4 separate regions of the Homo sapiens genome follow, and regions 1, 2 and 4 are each linked to region 3. Evidence: chromatin loops called from intact Hi-C (ENCODE). Cell type or tissue: dorsolateral prefrontal cortex. All regions are shown on one strand. Each heading gives the region's core, and the rest is flanking DNA. Links, peaks and the distances in the headings are about the cores only. Region 1 overlaps DOCK4 (dedicator of cytokinesis 4). Region 2 overlaps DOCK4 (dedicator of cytokinesis 4). Region 3 has its middle 39 kb from the start of IFRD1. Region 4 overlaps DOCK4 (dedicator of cytokinesis 4).

Evidence for each region. Peaks named below come from ENCODE experiments on the same cell type or tissue, not always from the same donor. Only the 100,000 strongest peaks of a DNase experiment are listed, where the experiment ranks them.
Region 1: a loop joins it to region 3, with 5 times the contacts of the local background. A loop is called at or near these places in 66 of 110 quality-filtered maps.
Region 2: it touches region 3 in a loop (2.3-fold over the local background); 8 of 110 quality-filtered maps call a loop at or near these places.
Region 4: a loop joins it to region 3, with 2.5 times the contacts of the local background. A loop is called at or near these places in 19 of 110 quality-filtered maps.

What each region holds. Positions count from the first base shown.
Region 1 is chr7:111,739,354-111,744,741 of GRCh38, reverse strand. It overlaps DOCK4 (dedicator of cytokinesis 4), which reads left to right. Exons shown (of 53, transcript NM_001363540.2): 45 at 2,610-2,729; 46 at 3,081-3,202; 47 at 3,528-3,648; 48 at 5,265-5,346. Among named protein-coding and RNA genes, the nearest start is that of DOCK4-AS1, 66 kb to the left of the region's middle. RefSeq lists an enhancer at 1,222-1,863. In dorsolateral prefrontal cortex, for the core only: CTCF peaks have their summits at 2,616 and 2,818 (motif pointing left); a DNase peak (open chromatin) is centred at 2,751; H3K27ac peaks cover 3,274 bases.
Region 2 is chr7:111,926,781-111,932,168 of GRCh38, reverse strand. The region is part of intron 12 of DOCK4 (dedicator of cytokinesis 4); the gene reads left to right. Among named protein-coding and RNA genes, the nearest start is that of DOCK4-AS1, 120 kb to the right of the region's middle. In dorsolateral prefrontal cortex, for the core only: a CTCF peak has its summit at 2,678 (motif pointing left); no DNase peak of the experiment used is centred there; H3K27ac peaks cover 1,658 bases.
Region 3 is chr7:112,409,043-112,414,430 of GRCh38, reverse strand. No RefSeq gene overlaps it. Among named protein-coding and RNA genes, the nearest start is that of IFRD1, 39 kb to the left of the region's middle. In dorsolateral prefrontal cortex, for the core only: CTCF peaks have their summits at 2,870 and 3,072; a DNase peak (open chromatin) is centred at 3,050; H3K4me3 peaks cover 731 bases.
Region 4 is chr7:111,862,445-111,867,832 of GRCh38, reverse strand. It overlaps DOCK4 (dedicator of cytokinesis 4), which reads left to right. Exons shown (of 53, transcript NM_001363540.2): 23 at 4,269-4,461. Among named protein-coding and RNA genes, the nearest start is that of DOCK4-AS1, 57 kb to the right of the region's middle. RefSeq lists an enhancer at 1-588. In dorsolateral prefrontal cortex, for the core only: no CTCF peak of the experiment used is centred there; no DNase peak of the experiment used is centred there; H3K27ac peaks cover 1,895 bases.

The DNA of each region.
Region 1 (5,388 bases), core at 106-5,105, 670 kb after region 3:
TGAGCAGTTGAGGTCATCCATTACTTAGGATTATGCAATGACTTTAACCTTCATTGATTTTTAAAGATCTGTGTTTTACCTCTTATGAATGGTTCACTCCACCCCAGGACTGTATCTGCTGGATTCAGCCTGACTGAATTATTTCCCCAGAATTAAATGGTAGCTCAGGGTCAAGAAGACTGCCAAGAAAAATAAAACCAGGGAACCTTTATTTCTTCTACGTCCTGCTTATGTTCCTGAAACCTTGTGGAAAGAGCCATGGCCTAGAAAATGTGAGATCTCTGTTATAAGACAAGCAGTGCACGTGACTGTCAATGTGCCCTTGGCCAAGTCTCATCATCTCTGTGGGGAGGTGGACTGGAGAGGGCACCATCCTTCTCTGGACCTCTGCAAAGTAGTTCAGATAAACTCTCTAGAGGACAGAGACATGCACCACCCCAGTGCTCCTTCCAGGACAGACTTACTCTGCCTCAGCTGCAGGAAATGTGGCTCTCAACAGACATCTCCAGCTGTCAGGCCCTTCAGGGATTGCCTCCACTGCAGAGAGCCACTTGGCCCAAGGTTGCTACCTTCTCAGTGGTGCACATCCCATACTGAGGAAGCAATAGAAAGCCTGGCCATTTGGGACCAACACAGGACAACTTTGACAGACCATTAAAGGTCCAGAGGTTGAGGTAGGAGTATCATCTGACACCAGGAGTTCAAGACTAGCCTGGGCAACATAGCAAGACCCCATCTCTACAAAAACCTAAAAACTAGCTGGGTGTGGTGGTGCATGCCTGTAGGCCCAGCTACTTGGGAGGCTGAGGTGGGAGGATCACCTTAGCCCAGGAGTTCGAGGTTGCAGTGAGCTATGATCACACCACTGCATTCCTTCCTGGGCAGCAGAGTGAGACTCTGTCTCTAAAAAGATTAAAATACAGATAAATTTTTAAGAACATTCCAGAGGTCCCTTGGGTTTGGCAGTAGCTGACAGGACTGCTGTGCAGCTCAACTTCTTTTCTTGTCAAGTCCGGCTTCTGTCCCTCCCCCTGACAGGCATCAATCCCAAGGTACACCCTGATAAACATTATGAAATCCATGCTGGAGTCTACTTCCCAGAGAACCCAACTTGCAACATTCTGTGAACAAAAGGGAAGTCACCCAACGCTAGTGTTTAAAATGGAGAAGACTGGGGGCCTCTGCGTTTAGATCCACCTCCTACATCCCTTCCATGTCCTCATCACAGATGTAGCCTCTCCCTTTATGCCTCATACACACTGCACTCCAAGTGTGCCTTTCAAAGGCATCCTTGATATTTGTTATGCAAATATGCTGGCAGTGGGCAGCATCCAGAGCCCCGTCCCTTAGGGAAGGTGCTGGATGCCCCAACCCGCCAGGGTCAGTCCTGTTTGACCTGAGCTTTCAACCTAAAATCTTCACGAGCTGCAAAGATTAAAAATAGCAACAATAACAACAAAACCTTGTGGTGATATAGGATTCGTTTTCCTCCCAGTCTATGGAATTTGTCCTTTTGACCATGTTAGCATGGGGGGCATTTTTAAAATACAAAAGACAGCTGCTGCTCGAATCAAAGGAATCACACACTGTTGATGGTTGCACAAAGGAAGGTTGAATGTTTACCTTCATCTCTTCGGATCCTCACTGCAGGAAAGTTTTTTAAGTAGGACCTGCTCTCTCGTTGAATTATAAGTGAATATGAATAATGTTTTTTGGGATTTTTTTCTTTTTTCTTTTTTTTTTCTTTTTGGAGACAGAGTCTAGCTCTGTCACCTAGGCTGAAATGCAGTGGCATGATCTTGGCTCACTACAACCTCCACCTCCCGGATTCAAGCAATCCTCCTGCCTCAGCCACTCGAGTAGTTGGAACTACAGGCACGTGCCACCACACCTGGCTAATTTTTGTATTTTTAGTAGAGACAGCGTTTCACTGTGTTGTCCAGGCTGGTCTTGAACTCCTGACCTTGTGATCAACCCGCCTTGGCCTCCCAAAGTGCTGGGATTACAGGCGTGAGCCACCGCGCCTGGCCAGGAATAATCTTTTTAAACAAAAACAAGAAGCATGGAAACTGTCATAGAATTCCTTTTTGTTTTGTTTTTTCCATCCTCCCTGGCAGATTCTGAAAGTCTGTGGGAGGGATGGATGAGCACAGAGGAACCTAGTGGGAGAGGGAAATGTGGGGGGAGAGGGTGCCATGCAAAGAAGAGATCTTTAAGGGAGAATTGCCGGCCCTCTTAACAGTGAGCAGCACATGCCCCTATTCCTTCTCCACCCTGGGGAGAGAAGGAAGGGGCCAAAAGGACACATAACTGTTACGAGGCATTATAATTATAGATCTAAAATACATGGGAAAGAAGCCTGGGGGAGTAGGAAAATTAAGTCTGAAATCAGAACCAAGTTCTAATCCCCATTTGTCTTTTATCCATGCAGGATTTTTCAGATCCTCAGTTTTTCTTCACCTGTAAAGTGACAGCTGTTCCTACCTTGTCAGAGGCAGAGGATTAGCAATAATGCAAGCGAAATGCGTAGTAAAGTGCTCGGCCCATAGCAGGCACTTAGTGAGAGGTAGTCATTGATGTGAGGTTTTTTCCTTATGTTGTGAATTAAGGCACAGATTCTGGAATTTGGTTTGGCCGTGCATGAGAAGTTTGTACCTCAAGATATGAGACCCCTTCACAAAAAGCTGGTTGACCAATTCTTTGTGATGAAGTCGAGCTTAGGGATACAGGTATGTATACTTAGGTGTCCATGGCGGGGCAGCCTGATCACTGCCGTTTGCTTGTTAAAGGGATGATGATGTATCCAATAGTGACATCTTGTGGTTTTTCTACCAAACTGCACTGTTTTACCAGGGAGCCCTCAAATACAATTGCCTTGTCTGCTATTTGCGAGGCTTTCCTTTTGGGAAAACACAAATGTAAGTGAGGGAAAGCCAAATAATACTGGAACTTGCTTTAATAGCTCCCTATGTGAAGACTTGATGGCAATTAGGATGTGTGCCTAGTATGCTAACCTGTCTCATAAGTTATTTTGCCCAAATCATTACTGTAATGAGATATTTCCTTTACTACATCTTTAGGAGTTCTCTGCTTGTATGCAAGCCAGTCCTGTCCATTTTCCTAATGGAAGCCCTCGTGTGTGTAGAAACTCAGCACCTGCTTCTGTGAGCCCAGATGGTACCAGGGTAATTCCTAGACGCAGGTAAGTCATATTCCAAATTATCTTACAATTTGGCCTCACCCGCAAGCTGATCTGGAATGGTTCTCTCATTCTTTATGGCACAATTTGTCAAATACGCTATTTCTTAATGAAATAACTAACCCGCGAGGCAGCTGCAGACCTCTGCCACCAGTAAAACAGCAACAGCATGAGAAATAAATAAACTCAAACATTTGATTATATTGAGGCAAACAGGAGAAAACAAAACGGAATGTATTTTCCCCCCTTTGGTTTCATAGCATTCTAGCACATGATAAAGTACAATTTGGAGACTGAGTTAATGACCTTTTTTTTCCCCCTGAAACAGCCCGTTAAGTTACCCAGCTGTCAACCGATATTCTTCCTCCTCACTGTCCTCACAAGCTTCTGCTGAAGTAAGCAATATTACAGGGCAATCAGAAAGCTCTGATGAAGTCTTTAACATGCAGGTACTTAATTAGCTTTTTGTCTGGTTGTGTTTATTCCTTTTCTGTCTCAATCATGAGTGTTTCTGTTCATTCTGCTGTGCTGATGAACAGACCAACAAGCAAGAACTTGGCTTAAGGACAAACCTTTAAACACTCTTCTTGCTTTATGGGTCTCTAGAGTCTACAAAGACGTTTCTCTTAAAACTGCCCCATCGCTTTAAGACGACATCAGCAAGCGATGGAAAAGCCTAGGCACGCTGCACAAGGTTCAGCTCTGAGACCTGCCCCAAGTTCCTTCTGCAGTCCAGGACTCTCAGAGTGTGTTGCCACTCACTAGCTGCCTCTTAGCTTGCCTTTTTTTTTTTTTTTTTTTTTTTTTTTTTTTAGCGAGTCTCACTCTGTCTCCCAGTCTGGAGTGCAGTGGTGCGATCTTGGCTCACTGCAACCTCCGCCTCCCGGGCTCAGGCAGTTTTCGTGCCTCAGCCTCGTGAGTAGCTGGGATTACAGGTGTGTACCACCACGCCCGACTAATTTTTGTATTTTTAGTAGAGACGGGGTTTCACTATGTTGGCCAGGTTGGTCTCGAACTCCTGACCTCAAGTGATCTGCCCAATTTGGCCTCCCAAAGTGCTGGGATTACAGGCATGAGCTACTGCGCCCGGCCCCTCTTAGCATTCCAAAATGGCTTTTTTTTTCTTTAAGAAGACATGATTTGGCTAGGTGCAGTGGCTCATGCCTGTAATCCCAACACTTTGGGAGGCCGAGGTGAGCGAATCACCTTGAGATCTGGAGTTCGAGACCATCCTGGCCAGCATGGTGAAACCCCGTCTCTATCAAAAATACAAAAATTAGCCGGGCATGGTGGCGCATGCCTGTAATCCCAGCTACTCGGGAGGCTGAGGCAGGAGAATCGCTTGAACCTGGGAGGAGGAGGTTGCAGTGAGCCGAGAGCATGTCACTGCACTCCAGCCTGGGCAACAAAGCGAGACTGTGTCTCAAAGAAAAAAGAAAAAAAGACATGATTTGAGGGTCTGTTTTAAAATTATCTTTACTTATGTACATATCAGAAAGTTTCCAAAGGTATTTTTTTTATACAAGAAAAATGTAGTTTTTAGGGATTTTAGAGCCAGTATAACTCCTGCAAGCAAACATTTTATTTAAACACTACTAATATGGCATTTATGATAGTTCAGTAAGACTAAGCTGAAATTTTCCTCACCACTATCTTTGGAAAGGAGACATAACACTTATTTCCAAATTCATGCTTTGAACATACTTGTACAGATAACAAGAAGGCATATTTTATGCCTTTTAGACGCACTCGCCTGTTTTTGGGCCCTAGGCTGGAAGTCATTCTACTTATACCTCAATGAAGGAATGCACTGCTAACTGGTACGAAGTCACAGTGTATAGCTGAATCTAACACGAAGGCATTCCTTTGGCAGGAGTCAAAATCTCAGACTTTTCATTAATTCATGCAGACTTCTTTGTCAATCTAAGTTATTAAGATTTTCTATATTGTTAAACGGACTTTTTGTTGCTAATTTGAAAAAAAGTTGATGATTTTGTTTCAAATACGTCAGTGTCGTGGGAAGCCTTTAATCAGGGTATGATAATAGCTCCCTGTGTGTTTCCAGCCAAGTCCATCTACCTCAAGCTTGAGTTCTACTCACTCGGCTTCACCTAATGTGACAAGTTCTGCTCCATCGAGTGCCAGAGGTCAGTGCCAGAGTGTGGGGAAGACTGAGGGTGCCCAGAGAA
Region 2 (5,388 bases), core at 191-5,190, 480 kb after region 3:
TCTGTTATTAGGTTGTTTGAATATATAATTGTCCAAACTCTGAGGTCATACCCAATTGCCTCTGGAATGTTGGTGAAGTTCTCAATGGTAGGCTTTGATTTATATCTCTAGATAGACTCTAACATAAGTGATCCTGTATCCTTAAGGCCTGCGTTAAAGGTCAGGATTCCAGTTAAACCAAACCACACATTTCCCTCTGCTTACAGACAGGAGTCATCTCTTAGAGAGTATAGTGTAGTATTTAAGAGCTTTTTCTCTGCAAGCAGGATGTCCTAGGTTTGAATCCTCTAAGGGATATTGGGAAGATTAAAAGAAAAAATGTATGCAAAGCACTTACCACAGGACATCATACATGGTGTGTGTTTAATGTTAGCTATTATTATTGTTTACCCACTTTAAAGCCACTAGCTGAAATATTCTATCCTTACCTCTTAAGTTGTCTGTTTTCATTGTCTCGAAATGGATCCTGATTTAATCTCCTTAATGAAGACTTTTAGAATAACACAATTGGATTATTGATATGTTGGATCATTGAACCGACCCCTTCTATACTTTGTTTCCTTCATCTCCTCTCCATTGATTTGATTGCTAATATCTCTTCCTGGTTTCTTTTAACTTAATTGTTGGCCTTCTGATTAACTTCAGGAAGGAAGGGAAGCACATTCTGTTTCCTTGGGCAGTTCCTCCCATGTTTAGATGTGTCCACATGTTCCATGTGCTTTGTCAATTTTACTAGCTCCTTATTCTTACTGGAATCCTGAGTGAAACCCTACCAGATAGTGAGATCCAAACCACCCTTTTCCATGAGTCATACCTTTTCTGTTTACAGCCTTTGTACTGAAATGAAAAGCTACGTGTTGTAGCCTTTGCAAAGAATGAAAGAAACCATTGTACCATAAAGCCTTGTAAAAAGGTTTCCCCTTCCTCTGGCAGGATCCATTCCCATTTTGCAGCCTGCTGTGATGCTCAGATTCCTAGGCAACCAAATGTATGCACTTTATACCTGGCTTCTGCTACAAAGCCCTGTCTGCTCCGCTGTCCTTGTGACCTCAGCCCTTCTCTACCCTTCTCTCTTAACCCTGAGGCCCAGCCAGGCCCACGCAGCCTGCATCTATCTGCCTTCTGTTTCTCTGGTCTCTCTCTCTGATCCTTTCTAGCCTCTCTCAAGCTGAGGCAAACCCAGCCCTAAGCCTCTTCACTCTAATATTCTGCTCTAGAGAGTGGAAGCTCAGGAAGAAGCCTAAAAACTAATTTAAAGAAAAGCAAAACTTATACTCTTCCCACCAAAGCTTCCACCCTTCAGTCTACGTAGATCATTGTTCTGTATCCCCTTGATCTATATCCTTGGTTGAGGAATGGAAGTTCTGTGGCCAGCAGATAGGGATTCCAGAGCTGTTCAGCTTCATTATTGAAAGGGAGGCACATTCATGGCTTACCTCAAGATAGTGGGGGAAGCAAGAGCACAAGAAATTGAAGAGGGAAATTAGGGTGCCTAATGTTTAAACTGTCACAACAGTTAGATAATGTTGACTTCCGCTGTTTTCTCTCTGGACCACAGAATTGTTTGTTAAATGGAAGCAGTGCAGTCAAACGTTTTCAAAAGAATTGAGTTCACTCTAAAAAGTACTGTTTTTCCCCACTTTCTCCTGCTATTCCTCAGTCACTGGCACTAAAAAAAGAGAAAAAAACGCAACTTTGAAATTGGTTTCGGAAACAAATTCTACCAGCTAATTTCCAGGCCCTTTATGCTTCATTGATGTCCTCCTAGCTATTGGAGTTGTAATCTTGTCTGGTTAATAGATAAAGGGATTCACCAATTAACTGGGCTTTTTTCCCCTCTAACCTAAGACTTATGTTGCAAAGGTACATTAACCACTATCTTAGTTGAGTTTAGAAACTGGGAGAAAATTGCAAGCAATCCATTTAACTTTTTAAGATGTTTTAAAAATTGAATTACTATATCTTCACAGTTAGATATAGTTAGGTTGAGTAGTTTGAAATCTCCAAAGTTGTGCTGTTTTATGAATTTTAAATCCAAAGGCAATGTTGTGAGAATTTGAAATTCTAAAAGTATTCATTAATGTGAGCCTGGTTTAGGTTTGTTGAGCAAATGGTTATTATAAATTTCACCTCTGATAGACAGCAGTTGAATTATAGGAATGTGACATTAGACTGAGCCAATATGATTTACTGAGGCAAATTAAGTTCTACGTCTTGAAACGGTGTGTAAAAATCATTGGCTATGGTTCAGTATGTCCCAAGAGAAACTTCAAAGTCTTTTCATATTATCTGTGTATTTATGAAATATTTTCTATGGTTTGCACATGTAGCTTACACCTAGAAGAAATCATATTTGCTATTCAGGTAAGTTTCTAGAGTCTTTGTTGTATCTTAGATGAGTGTACATGGTTGTATTCCTGCCAGCTATACTTTTTAACTCCATAAGGAGACCACAATATATAGCGAGAGCAGTTTAACTCTATTCAGGAAATATATGGTGTTTTTTATTTGGCTGAGGTGAAAGGAGGCTTTTTGAGAGTGTTAGGTTGCATTTTTGGGTCCACACATACCAATGTAGTCATTTTATTCAGTGTTACCAAGTTGGTATAATTCATAAGAATTTGATCAGTGCACCTGATTTTTGAACATTGTATTTGCTTTCTAGTATCATTGAAATAAAAGTAGTACTTATTGGCACCACCTATTGGTTAGACATTTAATATGTGACCTTTTTGCTGACTTTTGGAGTTTCCTAAATATTTTACCATGATCTCTCTTTAAAGTTTTTTTTTCAACTAATTTGTAGAAAACAGTACAAAGAATTTGTAATTTCCCAAAGGTTAACATTATACTACATTTCATTTGCATAATCTCCCTCCATTTATATATGTATGTGTGTGCATATAGTCATATAACGCAACATTAATGAATTTGATATGATCCTTAAGGATTATATCAGAGCCTTGATTGTATATGTTTGTGTGTGTATATATGTACATATACACTTATATATGCATGTATACACACATATGTACATATATACACATATACACATCTATACACATCATACATATATACATTTCTTTTCCTGAGCTGCCTGAGAACAAATTGCAGACATGATCCCTCTCTACCCCTGCTTACTTCAGAACATAGCAACAGAACCACAGTACAGTTATCTAAATCAGAATGTTAACATTGATATAATACTGTTATCTAATCTGCAAACCTTGTTCAGATTTTGACAATTTTCTCTACGTCTTTTATAACAAAAGAAAATCCTAGCCAGGTTTGGTGGCTCCCACCTGTAATCCCAGTACTTTGGGAGGCCGAGGTCCGTGGATCACTTGAGGTCAGGAGTTCGAGACCAGCCTGACCAACGTGGTGAAAACCCATCTCTACTAAAAATACAAAAATTAGCTGGGTGTGGTGGCACGTGCCTGTTAATTCCAGCTACTCAGGAGGCTGAGGCAGGAGAATCAATTGAATCTGGGAAGCAGAGGTTACAGTGAGCCAAGATTGTGCCACTGTACTCCAGCCTAGGTGACAGAGCGAGACTCCATCTTAAAAAAAAAAAAAAAAAAAGAAAAAGAAAATCCAGGCTATTTTGCATGCAGTTGTCATATCTCTTGTTTCCTTCGATCTAAATCATGCTAATGACAGCAAAGAAAAAATATAGTTCAAAATATGTTACTACATTACACCGTAAGATATTTTTTAAAGTTCATGCAGTATTTAAAAAAAATAAAACTAAATCCAAATGATGTGAATGGAAGTAGTGATTAGAGCTTGATTTCATTTTCTAAATGAGCTATGTATGGCTAATTTAGATATAATCACTAGCAATACTGTTTGCAAGATTTGCTGCATAGGAAAAATATGGAAGTATTTCAGTAAATTAAAATAATCAGATATTAAACTACAATCATAGATACTATTGTAGAGGAGGAAAAATATTTCCTCATGTATCCTAGGTTCATGGATTAAGCCCCAACAACAAAAGACAGAGTAACAAAAGAAAAGTATACAAACAAACATATTTAAGTTCTTTGTGACATGAGAGCCTTCATTAGGAAATGAACACCTGAAGAAACAGTTTAATCTTAGTTTTTTTATAGTAGGTCTGATGAAGAACAGGGAGTTGTAGAGAAATACTAGGGGGTGAAAAAGGTATCGTCTAATGGCAATAAACTGGGAGAAACTTAGGAAGGCCTGTTTATTCAGGTTCTTCTCTGCAACACTTTGTTTTCAGAGATAAGGATGTACTTTTCATCCAATATACGGAGGGCACTTCTTATGACCTGCTCAGGGGAGAATGGCAGGGAAGGTCCGAGAGACCTTCCTGCACATGGTGTCTCTCCAAATAGTCAGTATGCCAAGGAACCATGTTTTAGGGTAATGTGTCCTGAACCCCATCACTATGCTCTATACACATTTTTTAAATGGTTTGCAGCCCATGGATTCCTTTGTATTGGTATTGTGGAAATAAAATACAAATAGGTAATAATAGTTACAGTAAAAACAAACAAAGCCTGTTTAAAAAACCTAGACATAGTCCTCAGTATATGCTATTGAAATGTTGATACACTAAATCAGAATAAGAATGGAAACTTTAAAGTGAAAAATTCCCCTTAGTTAAAAAGGAAATGTTGAAATCCCTTCGAATGCTCTCATCACTCCTACCAAATGTGGAGAAGCCCCTCTCCAGCTTTCATTGCTGGTCAGCAGATTTCTTTTGTAGTTAAGACTCAATGAAAGTAAATAATTTCACATGTCTTTAATGCCTTTTCATTTGACATTCTGTGACATTATGTATTGCTTCAATCTTATGTTCTTTATAACTCTTAGCCATGAGCTAACCACTTCTCTAGAGAAAACATAAAAGCCTTTCCCAAAGCTTTGAAATTTAGAACTAGCAGATCTGCAAACCAGCAGTTATAATCACAAGATTATTTGTTCACGCTTATCATACCTTTTGCATATTAGAAGGTAGTCATCCCAATGGACAGAGTTACCCACTTCGAAGATCTCAGGAAGATGATCTTCAGACAGTGAGCCTATGGTCAGACCCTTTGGGTTATCCTCAGTGATGTCAAAATTATATTCTTTAAGACTTAACTTAGTTTAAAGAAGCAATCAGCAATAAGCATATTCACAAATTGAACAATACTGGCTAAAACTCAGAAACCAAGGTATGACTATTAAGAAATAAAAGTGTTTTCTTTCTTCCTGTCTTCCTTCCTCCGTTCTTTTTCTTTTTTTCTTTCTTCCTTCTTTCCTTCCTTCCTTCCTTCCTTCCTTTCTCTCTCTCTCTCTTTTTCTCTTTCTCTTTCTTTCTTTTTTCTTTGCCTCACGCTGTCGCCAGGCTGGAGTGCAGTGGCATGATCTCGG
Region 3 (5,388 bases), core at 77-5,076:
TGCTAAAAGCATGCCAACTATTCAAATAAACTTTCAAGCCCACAGACTCCAGACCCAGGTAGAGAAATGGCAGCAGGCTTCCATCGGGCATTCTAAATGTGCTGTTCACACACTTAATCTGGGTTGACAACAAGATTAAAAAAATCCCCTGGACTGGAAGCCTGGAAACCTGGATTATGGACATTATCCAGTAAACTATTGAAACTTTCTGGTCCACAGTTTTTGGCTTTTCTTTTAAATCTACAAAATAAAGGTGTGAGGTTGGATGATCTCAAAGATTTCTACAAACTCATAGGTCCTAAAATTCTATTTATTTTATCCCCAGTTTGCAGTTAGTTCTCCATCTCAGCTAACATGGGAGCTGATAAGAGTGTAGGATGCTGGTCTCCATTCAAGAAAACACATAATTTAAGAAAGAAATCTTGAACACTCTAGGAATAAGCTTCACAAATAGAATTTCAGACTGAAAGCGGATAATAAATTTATTTTATTTATTTTATACGCTAGATGAGAATGGTGATACCCTTCAAACCACACATTTAAAGCCCAACTTCAATTGTGAATACAGGCTGCTTTTACACACCCCCAGGCTTTACTGAACTATACTCCTTAGGGCTCTTAGGGCACTGTGCAATCGAAGTGGCAATCAAGAAGGCAGCAATTAATAGAAGGTAGGATGGCCAAATTCTAATACTCCTCCAGGCAGCAGCATGGAGAAGCATTACCTCCTACTCAGACTTTCGACCATCTGTAGCAGCTGGAACGCATTCAGCTCTAACTAACAGAACATTCAAGTGCAGAGGCTTAAACCTTAAGAAACAAGAAGTTCAGAGCTAGGCTCTTCCAGGTATGGTCAGCTCTCAGGGGTCTCATCCACAGAATTAACACCTCATGGTTACAAGATGCCTGCAGCCTCACAAAACAGCTCCATAAAGCAGGAAGGGATGAGAGTGGGCAAATGTAACTTTCTTCTCATGCAGCTCTTGCTTTATCAGGAGGAAAGTCTTTCCTCCGGCACACTTGCTCTTATATTTCATGAGCCAGAACTAGGTCACAGGCCTTCTCCATGGCAAGGGAACAAGACTTCTTTTCCTGTCTTAAATCGGTCCTGGGTTCATACCCTAAGGCTGCAAAAGTATATTTATTATTGCTACTATTGGGCCCATTGCTGCAGAACAAAGAATCCTGCTTCCAAAAGTGAAATGGGGGAAGGATGCTTATTCAGTGGCCAATTAATCATTTCTTCCAAATGATTTCACAAAAGCCTAAGGACAGTGTTTCTCTGCTAGATTACAATAATGGCCAGATTTAAGCCCAACTGTGGCACTGAGAGATTGGAAATAAGAAACAGCTATTGGTGGAGTAGATGATCAATGCTATTTTTGTCTCATTGAATTGAAGTCAACTAACCTGAGGTAGCTGGCATTCTTTGCACACCAGGTTTCATAGATTTCTCCAGTGCTTTTTCTGATCTTTTATGAGATAAGAATCCATAGGCTGCTAATTGATTCATTACCAACTCACTGCTGTGATTACAGAAGAGCCTAATGATTTTCAGTGAACAAGATCCAGAGAATAAGACTCAATGTGAAATAGTTGAGTTGTGGGGAGCCATAGATTATAATCCAGGACACATGATTTTCAATACTAAAATTAGGAAATCAAGCAAGCCCATTTCTAAGACCCTTTCTTCAGTACTTTTCTATACTCTAGGAATCTTTGGAACTGAGAGAAAATTAGCATTTAAGAGTAATTTATAATGACTTTAGTAGAGAATGGAGGTAATAAGGCGAAGGTCAAGGACACGAGTCTAGTTTAGAACAAATTTTGTTAAAATCAGACATCCATCACAGTCCCATCTAACCAGCAGTGGCATACTCTTGATCATGTGAAATCTGAGAAAAAAAGTAAAACTATATCAGCAAAACTGCTCCCAAATGGAGGGGAAAAAGCCAATTCAAATGTATATACCAATGATAATATCTAAAGACCATATTGTCAGTATATATCTAAATAAATTAAATGAATTGATGCCTTTTTAATGTTTAAGTGTTTTCTCTCCTATTTTGCACGTTTCCCTGATTTGATGAAGTCCTAGAAGATTAAAGTGCATGTTAATGCCACATCCCAAAAGAACCTCTGGCATTCAAACTTTCAAGTGCAGACAATCTAGTCACACAGAACCGTTGTTTGTCTCATTCTGTGTTCTAATGAAGAGCAAACACTGGCTTGTGAAACTCTTTTTCATTATCGGAAACCAGATAAGCCAATGGGGGAAACACACCATTGTGCTTTCCTTTTTATATCCATGCCATTGCAATATACACCCAAACTCCAAGTTGGGGCATTTGTCTATGATTGCCTGGATTTTTCTACTTGAACAAATCCAAGTTGGTTTTTGAATGTGTGAGCAACAGCAACTTGCTTTTCCTGTTGTTTTCCTTTTCCTCACTTCACTTCTTCTTCACTTCACTTAAACACCTTTGTCTTAGTCAATTGGGGCTACTATAACAATATACCATAGACTGGGTGACTTAAACAACAAACATTTATTTCTCACAGTTCTGGAAGCTGGGAAGTCCAAGGTCAAGGTGCCAGCTGCTTGGGTTCTGGTGAGGGCCCTCTTTTGGGCTTACAGATGGCTGCCTTCTTGCGGCATCCTCATAGTGAAGAGAGAGAGAAGTCCGTGGTCTCTTCTTCCTCTTATAAGGGCACTAATCCCATTCATGAGGCTTCACCCTCATTACTTCCCAAGGGCCCCACCCACTAATACCATCACATTTAGGGGTTAGGGCTTCACGATATGAATTTTGCAGGAGACATAAACTTTCAGTCTACAGCACCCACCAGAGGAGTTTTAACATATTTAAGTTCTACTTTTCCCCTCTATTGCTTAATTTATTGTATTTCTCTTTTCTTTCTGTTGAAAGAAGAATCTGTGTTGAGCAGGCTGCCAGATTATTCCAGAGAATTGATTGAAGATATTTCCTCGGGAAGACTTTCTTGGCAGATAGACAAAATGCATCCTGTATGTTTCTGCAGCAGCCCATAGAGTGCAGCACCGCACTACTCGCTCCCTCCCAGGACGAAACTCTATGAGTTGTCAAATTAATTTCTTCTTTCTAAAATGCATAACACAGTCCTTTCTGGGCTTCTATCTGTTCAAGAATTTAGAACCAGAACTTTAGACAAAGGGATTTTAATTGCATGCTGATAAAATGTCAAAACTATTGTGCATAAAGTAACTGTGCTTTTTTATTTTTTTGTACAATGCCTCAAGGATTATGAGAGAGATTTGCCCCTGTGAGTGAAATCCATTTTGTAACTCATCAGAAAATCTTTAACCTATGAGCTAATTCTTATAATCTCCTCTATAAGCCATTACACTGTGTCTTTCCACCTTCTAGATCGCACAGTTATACAATAAGTTAAAATGAGTGGTCTGCAAATTTGGTTAACCCATTGCTAACTTCAAGTAGTGATTTTTATCTCCCTCTGAAAATCTGAATGATGAATAAGGACTGTTGCTTGTTTGGAGAAGTTGCTTATTTCACAGGACACAGCTGTTACGCCTCATGTTAAACTGTGAAGAGCTGCATCAGAAGGTCACCTTCCCGAACTGTCCTTCCTACTTTAAAAAGAAAATACCCAGAGAAGACAACAAGGATGTGGCTTGACTTTCAAGGCCATCCAGTGAGATAAAAGAGTTTCTCCAGGTGATGGTGGGAGTTTTCAACCAAGGCATAGGTGTTACCATTGGTACCCAGAATAGTTGGGGGGGTTGGGGGGCAACGCTGCTGGGTTTACAGAACAATTGCTAAGGCACCAGCAGGATACCTAGAAATACACACTCATCTTCCCAAAGACAAGTTTTTATTTCTATCACAGACACAATCTCTGAGGCAGCGATTAGTGAGAAGTAAAATTCAAAAAAACTAAGGCATTTTTCATTGTCTTTAGTATTTAAGAAAAAGGGTCCCCAAATATTTCCATTTGAGATGACAAAGTGCTCTTCAGTCATTTAGCTTACTCTTCAGTTCAGATGACTTATCATCTTGATTTCAGAGAGTTCATATATGTCTGTTTTAAAAAACTGGTTCAAAAAGTCTGAAGTTACGAAACTAAACCAAATATGCATTACTCTCATGTCAAATTACAAGCTCTTAGCTGCTGGGATTTTTTCACATGCAGCCTGGAGCCCTTGAAAACCTCTGTTTTCTGTTAGACTCTCCAGGGTACACAGAAGTTGCCTCATTATTTTAGTTAATGGTGACTGCAAATAAGCCCCCCAAGTCATTTAACTATGTGCTTACCACTGCTTTAAAAGAACCCCAAGTTAGGTCCTCATGTAGGTAAAGGAGCTCCCTTCACATATATGTGTTCCTAAACTTGTCAAAGATTGTAGCAAAGCAATTTAAAGCTAAGATAAGGGTAACTCTCAATACAAGATTATTTTGAAAATGCTTAAACAAGCATTTTTATTGAAGTCTAGCATACATACAGAAAAGTATAAAAATATTAAGAGTATAGTTCAGTGAAGAAATACTATGAAGGAAATGGATCAAGGAAGACTTTACTGAAGGAGGTGTCAGGCTACAATGAAATGTTTTAGGGGGAAAAGGAGGCTGGTGAAGGGACTGCCATGAGACCAAAGTAAGAAACTTGACACATGTCCCCCAGAGTTTGAAGAACACAGAGATTGTTACCTGATTCTCGCCCAAAAGGGTGTGAACCGAGGGACTGTATGGAGCTGCCAGAGCAAGAACAGAGAACTATGGCTGAGCCAGCAGCATTCCTCCCAATGGTGGACAAGGGTGTTTGCTTTCCATGGACCAAATTGACATCACAGAGGGCCATCAGACCAGAACCATCTTCAGAGGACCCTGCTCAAGAGGATGCCGGCAGGGACGAGGAGACCCCAGGTGAGGACTTTGGAATAGGACCAGAGGGGAAGTCATAAGAAATCAGACACAAGGACAGTACCTGGGTCAGAAAATAGTGTAATAAGAAGATCTTTGGTGGGTGGTGGCAGGGGGAGGGCTGTCCTCAGAAGTGCCCCAGGAGAGAAAAGAAAGCCTGGCATTTGGACATTCCCTATAACAAGTGCATTTCTTTTTTGTTTGTTTGTTTTTAGAGACAGGGTCTTGCTCAGTCACCCAGACTGGAGTGCAGTGGCACAATCATGGCTCACTGTAACCTCAAACTCCTGGGCTCAAGTGATCTCCCACCTCAGCCTCCAGAGTAGCTAGGACTACAGGCATACACTACCACGCTTGGCTAATTTTTTTTTTTTTTTTTTTTTTTTTTTTTGTAGCAATGAGGTCTTTCTATGTTGCCCAGGCTGGTCTCAAATTCCCGGCCCCAAGTGATCCTCCCACTGTGGCCTCC
Region 4 (5,388 bases), core at 271-5,270, 550 kb after region 3:
AAATTCCCCTACCTTCTGTGTACCAGCTGAGCAGAAGTGGGTTGCCTTTCCCTTCTCTCTCTGCATGGAGAGGCTATTGGTTTGCATCAGCTTCATTTCCGGTTACCAGAACACATACTGACGACTGGACATGCTGTCACCACCAGCCCTGGGGAAGGAATTTCACTAGGGCCAATCTCTTGCAGTTCTTTTCCCCAAGCTTCTCACTGCATTTTAATCTGTCAACTTGAGAATCATTATATTGGACTCAGCTAAGCTGCATGTTGTTTTGTTTTATTGAACTTGACCCTAATCATCCTGGGACTGATCTTTTAAGACCAGTGCAGAGCTGCTGCTGCCGCCAAACTCCATTACCGGAAGTAGCCCCACATGTTTTTTTTAAGAACAGGATCCATCTACTTCCCAAATAGCATGGCCTTGAATATGTTCCATGAGGTAATTCTGAATATTTTCCCTATACTTTCTTGATTCTTCTTGTATACTTTTAATTCTAATGACTTGGTTAAAAACCTGTCAGAAGGAGAAGCAGCCTCTTACCATGCCCTAGAGGTTAGAGAAACTTGTAATCATTGAGAACTGGGACATAAAAAGGGAGATTAGGAGACAAAATTAGATCCTTAACAGTATTGTTATGATTTGGTACTATGTGATGTTCAGAAAGCAAAACACCGGGAATGCACCAGCCCTCTGATAATGTGCTGTATTTTTTCTGACTGTTGAGAGGTCTATTCTTGTTCCTCTCTTCTTTATAGAGGTGGACTCATCTTCCATCTGGGCAAGGATATAACTCAGGCTCTTTTAAATGTCATTTTGGCCTTTGCAGTCAAGAGTACAATCACTGCACTATGGGAACTTGCCAGAGACCTCAGTGTCAAGTTGCCCACTACTAGCTAAACCCTGCTGACAGCACTTGATATTTGAGCAGGATAATCCACCAGGCTAACCATGCATTCCTTCAGATCAGAGTTCTTAGAAGTTTACTGTCTCTACAAAAGTAATTCAGAATTTGAGTTTTCGTCCTGAGATTTTTCTTTTTACCCTTTATCAGTTACAGAGATGAAACTTGCCTAATTCACACCTGAAAAATATTTTCTTACTCTTAAGAGTAACCGTAAGGCATGGTTTCTTCTTAGGGATTCAGGAGACTTTTTTTTTTACCTTAGTTGTACCACTGGATCCTGGAGGTCCCCCTAAGGTGGCTTGGGCCACCGGGGTACAGCAGAGTGGAGCAGCTCTGCTCTCACCTCTTCAACACACTGACTCCCACTGCTCTTGATTCTCTGAGCTCTATCCCACAGCAAATTTTAGAAACAACTTTAGCACCTTCAAAGAATCATATTTGATATTTTTTGCTCTCAGCTTTTAATCAAGAGATAATATGTAAATGTGTCCATAAGGTTTCTGAATATCTTTGTAAACTCTACTGAAGTCATTCTGTTATTTTGTGCAGTATCACTTACCTATATATTTTGATGTGATAATTGATGTTTCTTTTGATGCTAAGAAAAAATCCATATAAAATGATAAAATGGTTAGTTTTCTTTATTAAGCAATGAGAACTTTGCCTCTGTGTATTTGGGGAAGACAAGAAATGCCACACACCTCTGCCTGTACCAGGTTCCCTTTTGATCCCATGCTCTCTTTGCAGAGGCAGTACCACTAATTCAATGGATCCGATGTGTTAGTTTTCTATTGCTGTGTAACAAATGACCATAAGCTTAATGGCTTTAAACAACACTCATTTATTAGCCCACAGTTCTATAGGTCAGAATTCCAGGCAGGCTTGGTTGGGTCCTTTCCTTAGGATCTCCTAAAGCCAAAATCAAAGTGTAAGCTTTCATGTGTTATCTGGAGGTCTGGAAATGAATTTGCTTTCATGATCTTTTAATGCTATTGGCAGAAATGTTTCTTTGTTTTCAGAAGACTAATGTCTGCATTTCCTTGATGGCAGTCAGCCGGTGGGGGGAGGTGCTGTCAGCTGCCAGAGGCCACTTGCAGTCCTTGGCACATGGCTGCTCCTTCCTCAAATCCAGCAACAATATGTCAGATCCTCCTCATGCTTTGAATCTCTCTGACTACTTCTCCTGCTACCAGCCAGAGAAAACTGTTTTAAGAGCTCATGTGATTGGGTGAGGCCCACCTGGATAAATCTCCATATTTTAAGGTCAACTGATGAGTAATCTTAATTACATCTGCAAAATCTCTTTTGTCATGTGACATTATGTAATCACAGGAACACCACCAGGGAACAGGGTCATGGGAGTCGTCTTAGAGTCCTGCCTGCCACATTTACAGCCAAATAAAATTTGGCTCTGAATTTGTCCAAGCTTTACTATTAGGCTGCCTTATAGGCAGAAACCTGGTTTTCTTGCTCCATTTTGCATTTTTTCCATGTGGGCTACAACTCAGGGCAAACCCTGTCTTCTAGAGGCCATCACCACAGTCCTTTGGGTTGGATTGATGGGAAGCTGCCCCACAGATGTATGCATCCTGGTCCTACTGGGTAGGTTCATTTAGTCCTCCTGCCCCAAATGCAACTTGCTAATGACTGTTCTTGTTAGCCCTGTCCTGGAAGGACTAAGGGCTAACCCACCTGGTACAGCAGTGGTTCTTAGCTTTCTATTTCATGGACACACACCTGCTAACCCATGATCCCTAAAAGAAGAAGAATGTCAGAAGGAATAGAGGCCCCAAACCCTGCTAGACAATTCCCAATAGTTATCTTTCCCTGTGTGTCCTGGCTACTAGGAAGGTCAAAACTAAATTGTACTTTTATTTTCACTTGCAGTAAAAACTCTCAGCTTGCCCTGGCACAGCCGTCTTCCTCCCCTCATCACAAGATACTTGTTCTTTATCCTTTTTAATCATCCTATTATATGTGTATCTTACACTGTAGGCACATTCAGATGCCTTTTTGAAGTCAAGACATATAAATAAAGAAATAATGGATAAATTAAGGGATACCTGAGGAAAATCAACTTAGTTGACTTTTCAGTAATCAGAAAGCTGGGCTCATTTTATTTAACTTCATCAGTATGACTCAGCTCTGCAGGGTGACGTGAAGGTTATATAAATGCAGGCTGTAACGGAGAATATCAAGTTATTAACTTTAAATATATTCAAGTAAATCTATAATTTTTAAGAGCCAAGGGCCATTGCTGTTGACTTATAGCATCTGGAGTATTTTGATGGCGCTGGCATCAAAAACAGATCTTGGCTCTTCTAGATATTTTTGCTGCTGCTGTATAAATAAATACTAAAATTCTTAAATTTGAGTTTGAGTGAGTCTGTGTTTGAATCATCAGCACATGTAGACGCGACCTATTTTCTGATGGAGTCAGATCTCATTGGTACGCCAACTAGCACTTGAATTTTAGCATGTTAGAAACTCGTGCCTCCTTCCCTGACTAGGTACAGTTGAAGCTAGTCGACTCTTCTTCCATTGCCCTCCTTTTATGGAATTTTAAAAGGCTGATTTGGTTTGTTTTGGTGTACAATCCTAGCCCAATTTTTTAAGTATGCCCTTTGAGATTTGATGTGAGCATCTTTTTTCCCCATAAAAAATGATGATCGGGTTTTTTTTTTTTTTACATAAAAATATTGTTCTTAGTCTGTACACACAGTTCTTGGTTTAAAATAGATCTTGAAGCAACCCAGAGGGTTCTTGTAATGATCTTTTTGTTTTACAGGAGATGAAACTAAAGCCTAAATGATGAAACTAAAGGGTGCTCAAATAACTTTCCAAAGTCACAGAGTTATTGGAAGCAAAGCTAATACTATGTGTAACTTAGATCTTCTGATGCCCTGTCCTGTGTTTTTTCTTAAATCAGAAATGGAGTGCTTTGGAGGAATTAATGTGTTTGGTTTCTTAAATGTGAATGAGATTTAAGTGAGCATTTCAGAAAGCTTCTTCCAAAAGGAATGAATATAACTGACTACAATCCAGGTCTTGGTTGAGCATTCTTTCTATTCAGTTTTGATGCACTTCACTGATTCTGTGAGGTTTTTGTCAATCCTTTTGCTAATGTCAGTGATTTTCCAAAATTTCCCAGTTTTTATTATGCTGCTGCTTCGTACTTTTCAAAAACTGTCCTATTCTGCTGCACTTTTTAAAAATTTACCTTTTAGCTTTAGGTAACAGAAACATTTCATACTTCTATTCCTACCATTCAAAAACACTTGCCACGGTCCTTAAACTCACTGACGTTTTGCAGCATATTTCTCATGGCGTATCTGGGAGTTGATTTAAATGTCTTCTTCTTTTTAAGGCTGTGTTTCTGAGCTCTTTCCCTGCCGTGTACTCAGAACTGTTGAAGCTCTTTGATGTCCGGGAAGTAGCCAACTTGGTCCAGGACACCCTGGGCAGTCTGCCGACCATCCTGCATGTGGATGATTCCCTGCAGGCCATCAAACTGCAGTGCATTGGCAAAACCGTGGAAAGCCAGCTTTATACCAACCCAGGTAGGGTGAGTCTCTTGGAGGAAATTGTGCCTCTGAAAAGCCATTTTGTATATTTTGTAGCCATTGGTCAGCAGATGCAATTAAAAACAAAACACTAAAAGGCATTTTCTCAAAACCATTGTTTATTTGGATGGTAAATGTATTTAGTAGTCAAATACAAAAGTATGGCAATTAAAACTTTATTTCTGGAAAGAATGAAAACTAATGATTACATTATTGTTTTTTATGTTTAATGGGATTTAACACTCCTTCAGAGATGCTTACAGGTACCTGATAGGATCCTTATTTTTCTCTTTTGTTTTTAAAAGTTTTTCATCAATTTATGTTCTGAAGCTATATGAAACTTTGCATTATTGTTGTTTTTTACTTTACCCCAAGAGCAAGTGGTCAGTGACTCAAATTAATTTTGTTATAATAACTGTTAGTAAGTTCCATTGCCTCTTGTTTTCTTCTGTTTTTTTTTCCCGAATAAATAACAGAGTGAGTACTAACCTTATCTTAAAGCTTATTTTAAGAAATTTTAATCAGCCTCCCAAGTAAAAAAGTTCTTAAAATAGATTCCATTAATAATTATTTTCCCTGACAGGCACGGTGGCTCACACCTGTAATCCCAGCACTTTGGGAGGCCAAGGCGGCCAGATCACTTGAGGTCAGGAGTTCAAGACCAGCCTGGCCAACATGGTGAAACCCCATCTCTACCAAAATACAAAAAAATTACCCGAGTGTGTTGAGAGGTGCCTGTAATCCCATCTACTCGGGAGGCTGAGGCGGGAGAGTTGCTTGAACCTGGAAGACAGAGGTTGCAGTGAGCTGAGATGGCGCCACTGCACTCCAGCCTGGGCAACAGAGCAAGACTCTGTCTCAAAAAAAAAAAAAAAAAAAAAAAAAAGAATGATTTTCCCATATGAATGTGTGTGTATGTATGAT